Linked DNA regions of Mus musculus: region 2 is linked to region 1. A link is a loop called in an ENCODE intact Hi-C map of the cell type or tissue named here. Cell type or tissue: heart. All regions are shown on one strand. Links, peaks and the distances in the headings refer to the core of each region. The heading gives the core; the rest is flanking DNA.

Region 1 (6,241 bases), core at 894-5,893:
CTTACAATTTTGCAAAGTTCCTCAACTCCTCCGCAGGCTTTTACCCCTGCTGAATGTCAGTGAGTGCTTGGGCTCCGCTGAGTTCAGGATGAAGAAAGTGTAATTTGAGTTTGTTTTCTCAGCAAGGCGATGGCAAAAGGATATTTATGGTGTTGAAGAATTTCAGCTCTTTCTCCAGCATGTAGAGTGTGTAGTATATTTAAAATACCACTCTCCAGGATATCTCCCTTTTGCTGAGATAATAAAATTGATCATATGTTTTGAGGTTAAATAAACTGTTGTAACAATCTTGTAGCTGCCTGCTGGTTGCGGTTTTCAAAAGCAATTACTCACTCTGGAGTCAACTTTGAACTGTACATTTTAATTGAAAAGCTAATTGTAGGCCATTGCTCCTGATTTAGCATTTAATTTGGCAGATTAGGAGGCAAAGGAACTTAGGGAGGGAGGGAAAGGAAGAGAAGCTTGCAGAAGAATTGCTGAGTTCCAATTCCCGTTTGTGTTCGAGGCATTTACACAAGACACTTTGTGTTCTCACCAAGGAAGGAGTGCCTGGACCAGTGGGCACATTCCTGAGACATTTGTCGGAAGTGGTCTGCAAGGTCCTGAGTTTATCCACATTTGCTCCCCAGATCCCAAGCCCAGCGAGTCTGTGAGATGGAAGCAGAGATGGAGGGAAGGGGGAGGGAAGACAGAGAGGAAGAGAGAGGGAGAGAGAGAGGGAGAGAGAGAAGGAGGATGAGAAGTGAGGAGGGGGAGGGGAAGGGGAGGCAGAGATTCTTGATTCAAAAATTCAGCTCTGTTACCTTTCTGGTCAGGAGTTTATTTCATTTCTTCAGATCCTGATGATGTCCAAGGGTAGGGACTGACTCTTACTGAAAAATACCTAACACTGAGGGTGCTGGTGCGGTTCAGCAAGACACTGGCTTGTTTACAGGTTGCCCAGCAGAGGGAATCAGGCTTCTGGATTATTTATTAAAGTTCTCCCTGATTAAGAAAACAGTGAAACCTGGATTTTCCATCCAGGAAGTTAGTAGCATCCTTAAAATGTCCAGAAAACATTTGTTTTTTAAAGTCAACTTGTTGAATGACATTTTAAGTTGTTTCTTCTCAGTCTGTACTCTAAAAGTAAATGCACTACTGTCGAGGTAATTAGACCAGACTATGCCGTGCATTTTGTAGATGCACACTTTAGCTTAAAACAAATGTGTATGTATGATGTCTTTGGTCTTTTCCATCAAAGGTCAGTTGTGAACCTGTACTGGGATTTTTCTGAGAACCAGATAACACATTGCCAGCCTACATTAGAGCTGAGATAAAAAGTAATACAAGAATGCGTTGATTTTTTTTTTTTTTTTTGCAAGAAACTTTAAAATGCTCATTATATTCCTTTTGGGGCTTGTTGTGGAATGTAGATTTTGCTGGTCTCAATTGAAGATATTTTCAATGACCTTGTAAATATAGTCTCCGTGCTTCAGTACTCTGCTCTGTGAAGAGGATAATTAGTCCACTGCACTGCTCTCAGAACTCTGTTGAAATGTAATGTATGACTTGCACGGTTGCTTCAGAATTCAGTGTCTGCTTTACCAACAACAGAGAACAGCTGCCATTTATTTGGCATTTGAGTATCAAATTTGAAGCTTGTGTAGTTAATGGAAAAATGAAACATCTGTGTTGATATTACGAAAATCATCCTGAAGCAAGAACATCAGGAGAGAGGGCAGCTTCCTGGTATCCAACTTCCAACAGCCTTTATTTATTTATTTATTCAACTTATTTTAATCTATCCATCTATCTAGTTATTTGTTTATCAGTGATCTTGCTGCTCATGATCTGCAAGAATAAATAACTCATATGCAAGGACAGAAAGGGGCTTCACAGAAATGAAAACTTGGAATTAAAGTTTAAAACTTTCAAAACACTTTAACAACATCCGGCAACAACAACAAAAACCCCTGTTCATTATATAAAACAAAACAAAAACCAAAAAAAAAAAAAAAAACCAAACAATGAAACCCAGCTAGTCCTCTACTCTGGGTGAGTGCATTTGCTTAGAAAAGTAGAAAAATGAAATAAGTTGTGTAGTAAGACTACAGAGTGCCTCCACCATGGGGCAAGTGATCCAGGAGTTTGCATATAATATTACTAGTGACAGAGTGTAGCCTTAACATTTTAGACATAGTCTTCAAACATGAAAAATAATAGTCATACAAGTTTTTTAAAATAAAATACTATGAATCATTTAGATTAATAGAAATTTCCCTTTTTGATGAATTTGGAACACAAGTAAAGTAAGTTTAAAATATTAGGTCGAGAGTCTGAATTTCAGAAACTAAAGCAAAGCCTACTGACTGTGTACTGGTATAGCAATGTTTAAGAATATGGTCTCTAAGAAGGATTCTATCTCAAGGCATACATTCTGACTCATCTCCATCCCCTCATCTGTAACGTCAGGGATAAGAACATGATCACATTCACTGAGTTGTAGTTAAGGCTAAATGAGGTAGTTATCTGACCTAAATTGAATGTGTCTTTGCCCCTTTCTCTGTTATGCAATGCCTTTGTTTTACAGGTAATAATTAGAGATGCTCCTTAAAATGATCACAAGAGAGTTATTCACATCAAATACTAAGCCCCATTTGAAACATCGATTTTCACTAAAGTTAAGAATAATTAGTTGCATAGGTAATTTATATTTAGCCTTGTAAGTGAACTTTAGTTGTCTAGACGTCAAAAGAGAAAGTGGAGAAAATATAGCCTTGGGAATTGCTGTGCTTCATTAACAGACATAGGAGCATTACAATTCAATAGTTCAATAGGAAAAAGATGAGCAAGAACAACTTCGTCTGGATGCAATTCCTCATTTTATTTCTTTATGATATATTTTAATTTTACACTAAATTAGTGGAAACTTATACAAGAAAGATTAAACAAATGATCAGACTCACTCTATGACATAAATGATGTTACGATTGATTACTTATGGATTTTGGAGTTTGTGGTAGGCCAAACCCATACTGTAAATCTCTATACTAGACTGGCCATACTTTATATTCTTTGGCATACAGATATGTCAGACTCTCACTCCTAATTATTTAATTTTACATAATTTCTCAATGCTATAAAATCCTGGTGTGTGCATATATGTTTTTGTTCCTCAGAGACCTCAGAGCATGCAGTGCAGGTCATCAGCTACTACCTCCTTCAGATGAGGTTCACTGAAAGTGCTAGCCAAAGCAGAGGTAAAGTCTCTCTGCGTCTCCAGTTATTCAACCCGTCTGTACTCAGCTCTGGTGGAGGCTTGATTATGATGACTGCATTTTGCTTTGCAGACATACACTTGAGTCTTATTGAGATAATTTGCTCCAAAGAAACTCTGGCTACTGCTCAGGTGAAACAGCTTTCTTTCCATAAGGTTTCAGTTTACTGGAGGTGAGATTCAAGAACTGTACTTTAATGGGAGAAGGAGGATTTCTCCAGGGCGACTTGCTAGCATTTCTTTGTTCAGTCCACTTTCTTTCATTTCAAGTTGATTGAGGGACATCAGATAGGATTCTTGTTTCCCTCTGCATGCTTCTTGTCAACTATCTTGCCTTTCACAGCCCAGCTACACTGGGACGTTTACAGCCTTTCATTGGAGCCTGCCAGACCTAGGTGTTATGTAGCATACCTCCAGGGATCATTACCATATGGTATTTTAGGAGAGGACACAGTTCATTTCAATGCAATTCAAATGAGCAGATTTCTTTTCTTTATTACACCATTGCATTTGGCGGCAATCCACCAGGGGCAGAGTCTGACTCTCAAAGGAATGCTCTGCCCACTCTGTCCATTTAACAGGACATTTGGCTCAAAAACCTCGTCGGTTGATCACACATGTGCAACAGATGTGTGAGCATGCGTAGCGAAAATAAAAAATAAAAAATCCCAGCAGTGTGCTGTGGGAAATGTAGCATGGAAAACAGAGACACAAAAGAAGTCTGCTGCTTGAACTTTGATTTTTGTTGTTGGAAGGCAGTGTTTCTTATTAATCTTTTCCTCCTTTCCAAGGAGAGACAGGTATGGGTTTCCATTATTATTTTGTAGTGATTATTCATGTAACACTGGTAAGGAAACTTAGTTCATTTTCACAGACCTTGTTTTATAAAGATATAATTTTAAATATTCAGACCAGACTTTCTCGGGCCCCTCCTTCTCCAGGACCTGAGTATTGGCATACTTCCACTGAAAAAGAAAAAAGAAAGAAAAAAAAAAAAAACCCACCCATTTACAAGGGAGGATATCAGAAATATACATCCTTTCATCCATGCCCCACAGGCTTACACACACACACACACACACACACACACACACACACACACACACAGAGAGAGCACCAGCTGTTTTTCTCATGGAGAATATGGGTTACTTGGGGAAATCTCTCTTCCTGTTTTTATATGGACAACTAAATTGTTGTATAGCCAGTTAATTTTGGTTAGGTCAATAACACAAGGTTAATTATTGGAGCCTTCCCTTTTGCCTTCATAAGATTAATAGGAAACAAGAGAAGTAAATGAAATATCATGAATTATCCTAGAAGTGTTTTTTTTTTTTTTAAATTTGGGAAGTTTTTGATACTTTAAAATTATATTTGAAAATATTTTATTCTTTTTTTGGTATCTTTTCTGTGAGTAAATAGTGGAAGAAGGTTTTGAAAATCTCAATGATGTGAACTTAAATTGATTTATAAAGGATGTTATAGTATGCCAACATTTAGAAAAGCATACCAATTTCTGTTTTATAATGGAGACACTGTTAAAGTTAAAAAGATTGTCTCACCTATGAGGTAACTTCGAAATGATACCTTTCCTCCCTTGATACTCTTCAATTTGTTCAGAATAACTGTTCATGTTTAAAAAAAAAACTATATTATGATCCTACATCCTTTTTATAACTTGGGATTTGAGTCACATATCAAAAGGCAAGGAAACTGATTTTCATCAATGGTCTGGATCCAGCTTCTTGCTGTTATATAACCTCAGAATAAAGCAGCCATATCCCTGCTGATATCGCCACTTCTTTTCCTTGATCTTGCTCAGCGTCAGCCAGAGAAAAAGAAATCCATCTATACATTTATAAGGACAGTTTTTCATTCATGGCCTTGTTACTCTTAGTACGTGCCCCAAAGAAAAATATTCTTCAACAGCCACTCATAAAGAAGCAGAAAATGGCAAAGCCACAGAGAAGGAGACGTATGTGACAACAGTGGCGGTGTCTTCCTGGAGACAGAAAACAAACAGAGCTGTGGAAGAGCTTGCCAATGCATGCCTGCCAAATAAAATATTGTTTTATGAAGTCAGGAAAAAACTAATTTAAAAGGTTATTGTAGGTTATTTGTGGTCACTTCTGGTGTGCATACAGAATGATGTCATCGAGAACTCTTCTCTATTTATATTTCAGTTTTAGAGATCTTTTGTCTACGACTCGATCTCAGCTACTAGACCCATCTAAAATTCAATACTCATAAAAATCTACACTGAGGAATAAAAATGAAAGGAGATGGAAAATAGTCCCAGCCATGTCCAGGCAAGAAATCATTCAGGCAGATTCATCTTCTAAAATACCTACACTTGTAGATGTCTTCTCAATCTCAGAACATATTTGCTGGAAAATTTCTCAAATAACCAGAGGAGAGCTTCTCTAAAAATGTAGAGGTAGGTGGGATCCTTGCCAGAGACATCACATCAAGGACAGACCAGTGAAGGAATGAAAGACTCCTGGTGTCATGCAGTGTCTCTCTCCTCTCCTAAGAGGACCCTACTGAGTCCCCCAGGGACGGCTCACTCTGCCATAGCTTGTTAGCACCGGATTCTCTTCATCCATGAGTCATTGAAATAGCTTTTTTTTTTTTTCTCAGTGGAGTTTTATGAAGGGCAGTGTGGCTGGAAACCCCTCCTGCTCATGTTAATCTTTAGTGAATTAAGAAATGTCAAAATATCATTGTATGAAAATAGCCGGGAATCTGGTAAATGTTAGCAACTAGGAAGAAGGGAGATTAAGAGAAACCCGAGACCAAAACAACAAAGCATGCTGGATATTAGAAATAGCATACATAGAAATAACATATGAGAATATATGTTTATAGTTAAAAGGTGACGCATTAAAGTTTATATCCTTATACCAAGTTGATATAATTTGCAATGTCCTTATATTTATTCAGTCATTAAAAAGATTTAAACATTTTTGAGCAATTTGGTTTATCAGA
Region 2 (6,241 bases), core at 827-5,826, 290 kb after region 1:
TGAGATAGCGTTTTACTCTGTAGCCCAGGTTTCCCTAGTTTGATATTCCTGCCCCAATCTCATCTCACTGAGATCACAGTCCTGAATCAACATAAGAGGCTTAGGAGTAGTTTTATTTTCCTGATAGAGGAGGTCTTATATATCCTTTCTAAAAATTAAAACTCTAATGACAAGTTATGGTATATACACATGACAAGATATAAAAAGAGAGTAAATATAACATGCCAGGATCATAATACATATTTGAATTATTTTTTACATTCCATGAAAGAAAAGAAACAATTTTGAACAAATATTTAATTGCAATACATTTGTAAATGTAAGCAAGTGTCTTCAATTTCCTGTCAGGACTGACAAAACAAGAGGTCTACAAAGGTCATGATTGGCAAGGGATCATTTATAACCTAGTATCTATTCTAGTGAACTACAAATTAAAAGACTTTTTTTTTTTGTAAAAGCATAAAACAGATACAATAAGACTGATTGCAGCATTGAGATACCACAGGACTTAAAGAAGACTTACTGTGTATGATGGAGCAAGGCACATGATTGTTAACACAGCAATCTGTTGAGATATTTAATCATAAACACCAATGGAAGAGCTGCCAGCTGCACTCTACCTTATTTTCTTGCTTTAGCTGGGTAAGAGGAAGCAAAGGTATTTGGATAATATCCTGAGTTGACAGTCAACCCTCAAAAAGAGATGATGTCACAGCATCTAAAAACACATTATAATTATATGTTATCGAGTCATGCTTGTTCCTCAACAACCTCATACTCCTGCAGTTAAGAGCAGTCCTGATAAAACATGAACAGGTGTCTTCGGATGCTATGAATGGAGGACAATGGATCATTAAATATAGAAGAAATTCAAATCATAAGTTATGTCAGAAGTTGCCCTCAATGACAACTGTTATCTTGAGTATGAATTCCTACACAAATAATGAGATGAGTGAAGCAGTAAGTATGAAATGAAATATGGTAAAATGCAGAACTCTTGTGAGAATGACAGACACATGCCTCTGGAGAGACAAGAGCGCTGTATGAAATAACACAGATTTTTCAGGCATCTTATTCATAGTAGACTCGAATAAAAGAACCAATATGTACCAAGGAAGTAGAATTGCATGTTTTACTTCATTTGTTTATTTTTTATATTTTTGGAGACAGTCTTAGAGATAGCATTGTACTCAAGGCTTAGCCCAGACTGGCTTTGAACTCATGACCACGTTCTTGCTGCAGCAGGAGATTAATCAGCATGCGCGACTATGCCCAGCTACAGTTTGAGGGAGATGAAGTTGCTTTGTGTGTTCCACTTCTCAATACTGAGGCACACATAAAAAAGCAAGGGCTACAGGAGCAAAACTTTAGATTCACAGCACGTGGCCCCATTGTTTCTTTGGTGGTGGTGAGGCACAGCATTTTGGCAGAAAGGGAGTGAGAAACAAAAGTTTCTTTTCATTGTGGTGGAAAACACAGAGCCAGTGAGAGGGAGGGGCCAGGTCAAAACATCATTCAAAGATGTCTGAGATCTGCTGCCTCCAACAAACTCTTATCTGTCACATTTCCTTACCTTCTAACAGTCGGCTCAGATTCCAAGTTGATCAATGAATTGCTCCATTGATGAAGGCAAACCTTCTATGATTCAGTCCATTTCCCCATTTCTGAGCACTGTTTGCAGTGGGGACCTTCAATACATGAGCATTTAGTAGAAAAGCACCTTCTATCAAAACCTGCCTCTGTTATTGCTAGACTTTATATAATAATTTAAGTAAAGATCAATGTAAGAAACATAAAATTTTATTATCACATGTGAAATAGAAGGCTATCCTCAGAATAACTTTAGGAAAATTCGGGGGAAATTATTAGGAACACAATAAACAGAATGTATTAAACATGATTACAGGAAGAATCCCATACATATTTTTACTCAAAATTAAACTATGTAAATTAGAATCTATCAGAAATTTCTTATTGACATTTCAAGTCTCTCGATGTTTGTGCTCTTAGGTTCCAGAATTTTTGATGCCCTTTTAACTGCTTCTAGCTCTTTGTTTAACTTTCAATTGTATACAGATTTCATTTCCTGACTTTATTTGCCTATCTGTATGTCACGTTTTATTTCTCATTGAAGGTTCTTTTTTTTTTTTTTTTTAGATTACTTTGAATTCTTCTTCAGGAAGTTTGTATGTCCCCATTTATTTAGGTTAAACTTTTTGAAATTCATTTGTTCTATTTGTGGTGTTGTCTTTGCCTGATTTAAGATCCCTGTGACCTTGCAGTGGTGCTCCTGAACTTCCAGTACACACATCTCCCTTTGTATATTTTTGGCAGGGAAAGCTCAGCACACCTAAGCCTACCCAGAAGTTGCTGCTGGATTCCTTAGATGGCTATTCTGATGCCATGTCAGAGAATGTGTGGGATAGAACTTGATGTCACAGAGGAGAACACGCTGACTCTGCATGGAAGACCAGATCTGGGTCCACACGGATGAGCTTAAATCTTCACTGGGTGATCTTGGTGCTGGAGCCTGAAGGCTAATCCGGATCCTTAGATGGCTATTCTGATGCTATTCGGTGCATCTTCTCTCACAGAGGTTAGACTACGCAGTCTTTTGCTGTATATGTGTCGGGGACCTCATATCAGCTGGTGTATGCTGCCTGGTTGGTGGTTCAGTGTCTGAGAGATCTCTCGGGGGTCCAGGTTAATTGAGATTGCAGGTCTTCCCATGGGGCCGCTCTCCTCCTCAGTTTCTTTAACCATTTCCCCAATTCAAACACAGAGGTCCCCAGTTTCTGTCCATTGGTTGCATGCTAGTATCTGACACATCTAATTTAAAGTGAAAAAGACCTAGATTTGATCCAACAACATTTTATATATTCAAGATATATAAGCTTTACTATAATAGGAAATTCAGCTGTTGACTTTCTTGTGATCTTGTTAGAGATCTATATATTGATAGGATTTTGAAACCTAACAGTTAAGTGTTATAAAAAAGAGGAGAATGAGAAAGGTCTAGCAAACTTCTAACATTTAACATTCAATTGGGCAGATCTATTACTTGTTCCCAGTTGCTCTAATGAAGGGAACAGTACCATGGGTTAGCAAAACACACATATTTAAATAACTAAGTAATATTTTTTTTGATATCTGGAATCTTGTGATAAAATGACAAGATTGTACCTCTTCAGGTCTTTCAGTGAATGCGCATCGACGGAGTGTTACTCTCAAGTTAGCTTCATAGCTGAAATAATTTCTGACATGTGCAAACTGAGATTAGCTCTGCCTTCTCCCCCAATTTGAACATAATAATTAGAAAGGCACATGTACTAGCTTCCAGTTTATACAAGTTCATTTAGTGAAATCCCTTGAGCTCCTCCAATGAGAAAACAAGTTTTTGAGTTAATATCCTTCAATTGTTAAAAACTTGCGTCACTGCGAGAGCACAGTGAGGCGTGAAGGTCCCAGCACACTGGCAGCTGATTGTAAGGGGATGTGATTGTTCCACATTTAGACTGGAAAGGGTTAGGAACTCCACTTCCCAAAGTGCTTAATGAATGAAAGGAAAATTGGACCCCTGAGCCAGAGTCAATGACCTAAGAGAGTGAAAATGTTCACAGGTTAACAAGGGCTGTGGTTCCTTGCCGTGATTCTCAGCAGAGGAGGATGGCAAAGGGGCCAATCATATTCTGCCACTATATCCAAAAACCCATTTTCTGCCTAAAGACAATGCCTTAGTGGAGTACTGGAAGCCCCTGGTACTGATGGTCTTAAACTCCATGGCTGCTCCCTTGTGCTACTGATTCATTGATTTAAATGTATACTCTGCTTTAATAGTCCAATCTGATTTTTTTTTTTTTTACTTTTTAGTTTTCTTTTATTCTTTAATCCTTTTTTACAGTCCAGACATCATCCCTCTCCCAGTCTGCGCGCCCCCTGCGACTGCTCCCCATCCCATACCTCCTCCCCTGTCTCCAAGAGATTGGCACCAACCCAATCCCACCCACCACACCTCCCTACTCCTTGGGGTCTCAAGTCTCTTGAGGGTTCGGTGCATCTTCTCTCACAGAGGTTAGACTACGCAGTCTTTTGCTGTATATGTGTCGGGGACCTCATATCAGCTGGTGTATGCTGCCTGGTTGGTGGTTCAGTGTCTGTGAGATCTCTCGGGGGTCCAGGTTAATTGAGATTGCAGGTCTTCCCATGAGGCCACTCTCCTCCTTAGCTTCTTTAACCATTTCCCCAATTCAAACACAGAGGTCCCCAGTTTCTGTCCATTGGTTGGATGCTAGTATCTGACACATATAATTTAAAATGAAAAAAAATAGATTATTATTCAATAACATTTTACATATTCAAGATATATAAGCTTTACTACAATAGGAAATTCAGCAGCTGACTTTCTTGCGATCTTGTTAGAGATGCATGAAGTGCAAGTGGTTATGGCTAGTTTCTCCCCCACTTCAACCTTTTTTTTTTTAAGTATGTGTTTCACTTGAATTGGAGGGAGTTTACATAGCCAACTCTGGCCACCACCCTGATGCCTGATGATGTTTACAGATATAAAATGTCCGATTGGCTGTTATGAGTCATTCTTAGTGAGGAATCTTATCTTAGCACCTGTTTTATCTTTAACATCCTTTTCAACTTCTTGTAGAAGGAAAACAATAGCCAAGAAGGAAAAAAAAATTGGGACCACTCCAGTTTTGAAACACCTGCCTTAGAGATAAAGACTGTAATTTTAGGCACTTGTAATGCCTTTGCTTTGGACTGGAATTTGTTCTTTCTGCATGCTGTGAGCATCTGCTCTCTTTCTCAAGCACGTGCTTGGCCAGGGTCTGACTTCAGTCTAGTGAATTATAAGATCATCTCTGTTACCATGGAAAACTCTGTGGATCAGAAAGTCTCTGAAGATCTGGCTTCACAGTAAATGCCTTTTATGAGTTCAAGAAACATGACACCATTAGCAGTAGGGAATCAGTCACTAATCCTTCATGACATAATTCCAGTGTGATGCTGATAATCTCTGACTTACAGAGACTATTCCAGGTTTACACGGCCACTGTGAACCAAAAAATTCATTTTATTTTTATTTTATGTCTTTAATTACAGGCAGGAACTACGCAGCTGGGAGCCAGAAGCACTAGGTTTGCTTGAACTACTAAGTAAATTCAGTTAACTGAATGAAAAATATTTATTCCACCTCATTTTATTTTTCTCTTGAGATGGAGACATATCCCACATTGATTCTTGCAATGAAGTCATTCGAAGTGTGTAGATTTGTTTTAATAATATGTTAATTCACTACCCAACCATCAATAGTTCCTGAGTATTCATGTAATTCTTGTTATTATGCTGATTAATTATATTGGGTTTATTTTAATTACCTTAAATACTCCAAGATGAGATAGCCTACTCTGGGACAGCCAGCACCAGGAATTATCTAGAAGAATAATTATCTAGAAAAGTACTTGTCTAAAATTTACCACAGTCAGAGATTTCACAGAAACAATGAACTTACTTTGATGGTTCTTAAAAAACAAATCACTTTGGAAAAAGGTAAATTAAAAAAAAAAAATTAAGAATCCCTAGTAGGCTCACTGTGTGCTCTGGAAAAAGGTAAATAAAAAAAAATATTTAAGAATTCCTGACAGGTTCGTTGTGTTCTTTGTTCTGTAGCACAGCAGTGATATTGTTTGATGAGAATGAGTGACAGACAGAGAGACAAAAATGTTCCTATACTATCAGGATGTGGCCTTTAGCAATCAGTTGTAAGGTTACTTGGTTCAGTAGACTTGGTAGATTAATGTAGGGAGTGTGGCAGAGTAGCTATATCATATCCATACACATTTATTTTAAGTTACTTGGAAATTCTTGCAGGAACACTGAAGATTTAGTTCACAACACCCAGACTTCTGCTAATTATTTTCAGTAGTGTTTATATGTATGTATGTAAGTATAATTATTTTAAATTTAATTTTTGGGATTCTATTCATAATGGACATGTGACAAGTGTTACTATGTATGAAAATCTTTTTAAAGCTCTCTATTAATTTCAAAGGTGTTTGAGACAATATGTGATTTTTTTCTTTAAAAAAATGAAATCTGCATGGTCATAACATCTGAAGGTCGAATGTAAACATTTTATATTTTTCTTTTTCAATTGATATCAACCATGTCTTGAGATGCTCTACTTCATCCTGGATGCCTGGGATCCATGCAGGCATCACCAAGTGCTCTC

What was found. Peaks named below come from ENCODE experiments on the same cell type or tissue, not always from the same donor. Only the 100,000 strongest peaks of a DNase experiment are listed, where the experiment ranks them.
Region 2: it touches region 1 in a loop (9-fold over the local background); 8 of 42 quality-filtered maps call a loop at or near these places.

The regions. Positions count from the first base shown.
Region 1 is chr12:36,717,658-36,723,898 of GRCm38, forward strand. No RefSeq gene overlaps it. Among named protein-coding and RNA genes, the nearest start is that of Mir5099, 95 kb to the right of the region's middle. In heart, for the core only: CTCF peaks have their summits at 940 (motif pointing right) and 3,779; DNase peaks (open chromatin) are centred at 5,264 and 5,814.
Region 2 is chr12:37,011,128-37,017,368 of GRCm38, forward strand. No RefSeq gene overlaps it. Among named protein-coding and RNA genes, the nearest start is that of Gm29007, 93 kb to the right of the region's middle. In heart, for the core only: no CTCF peak of the experiment used is centred there; DNase peaks (open chromatin) are centred at 3,484, 4,004, 4,544 and 4,794.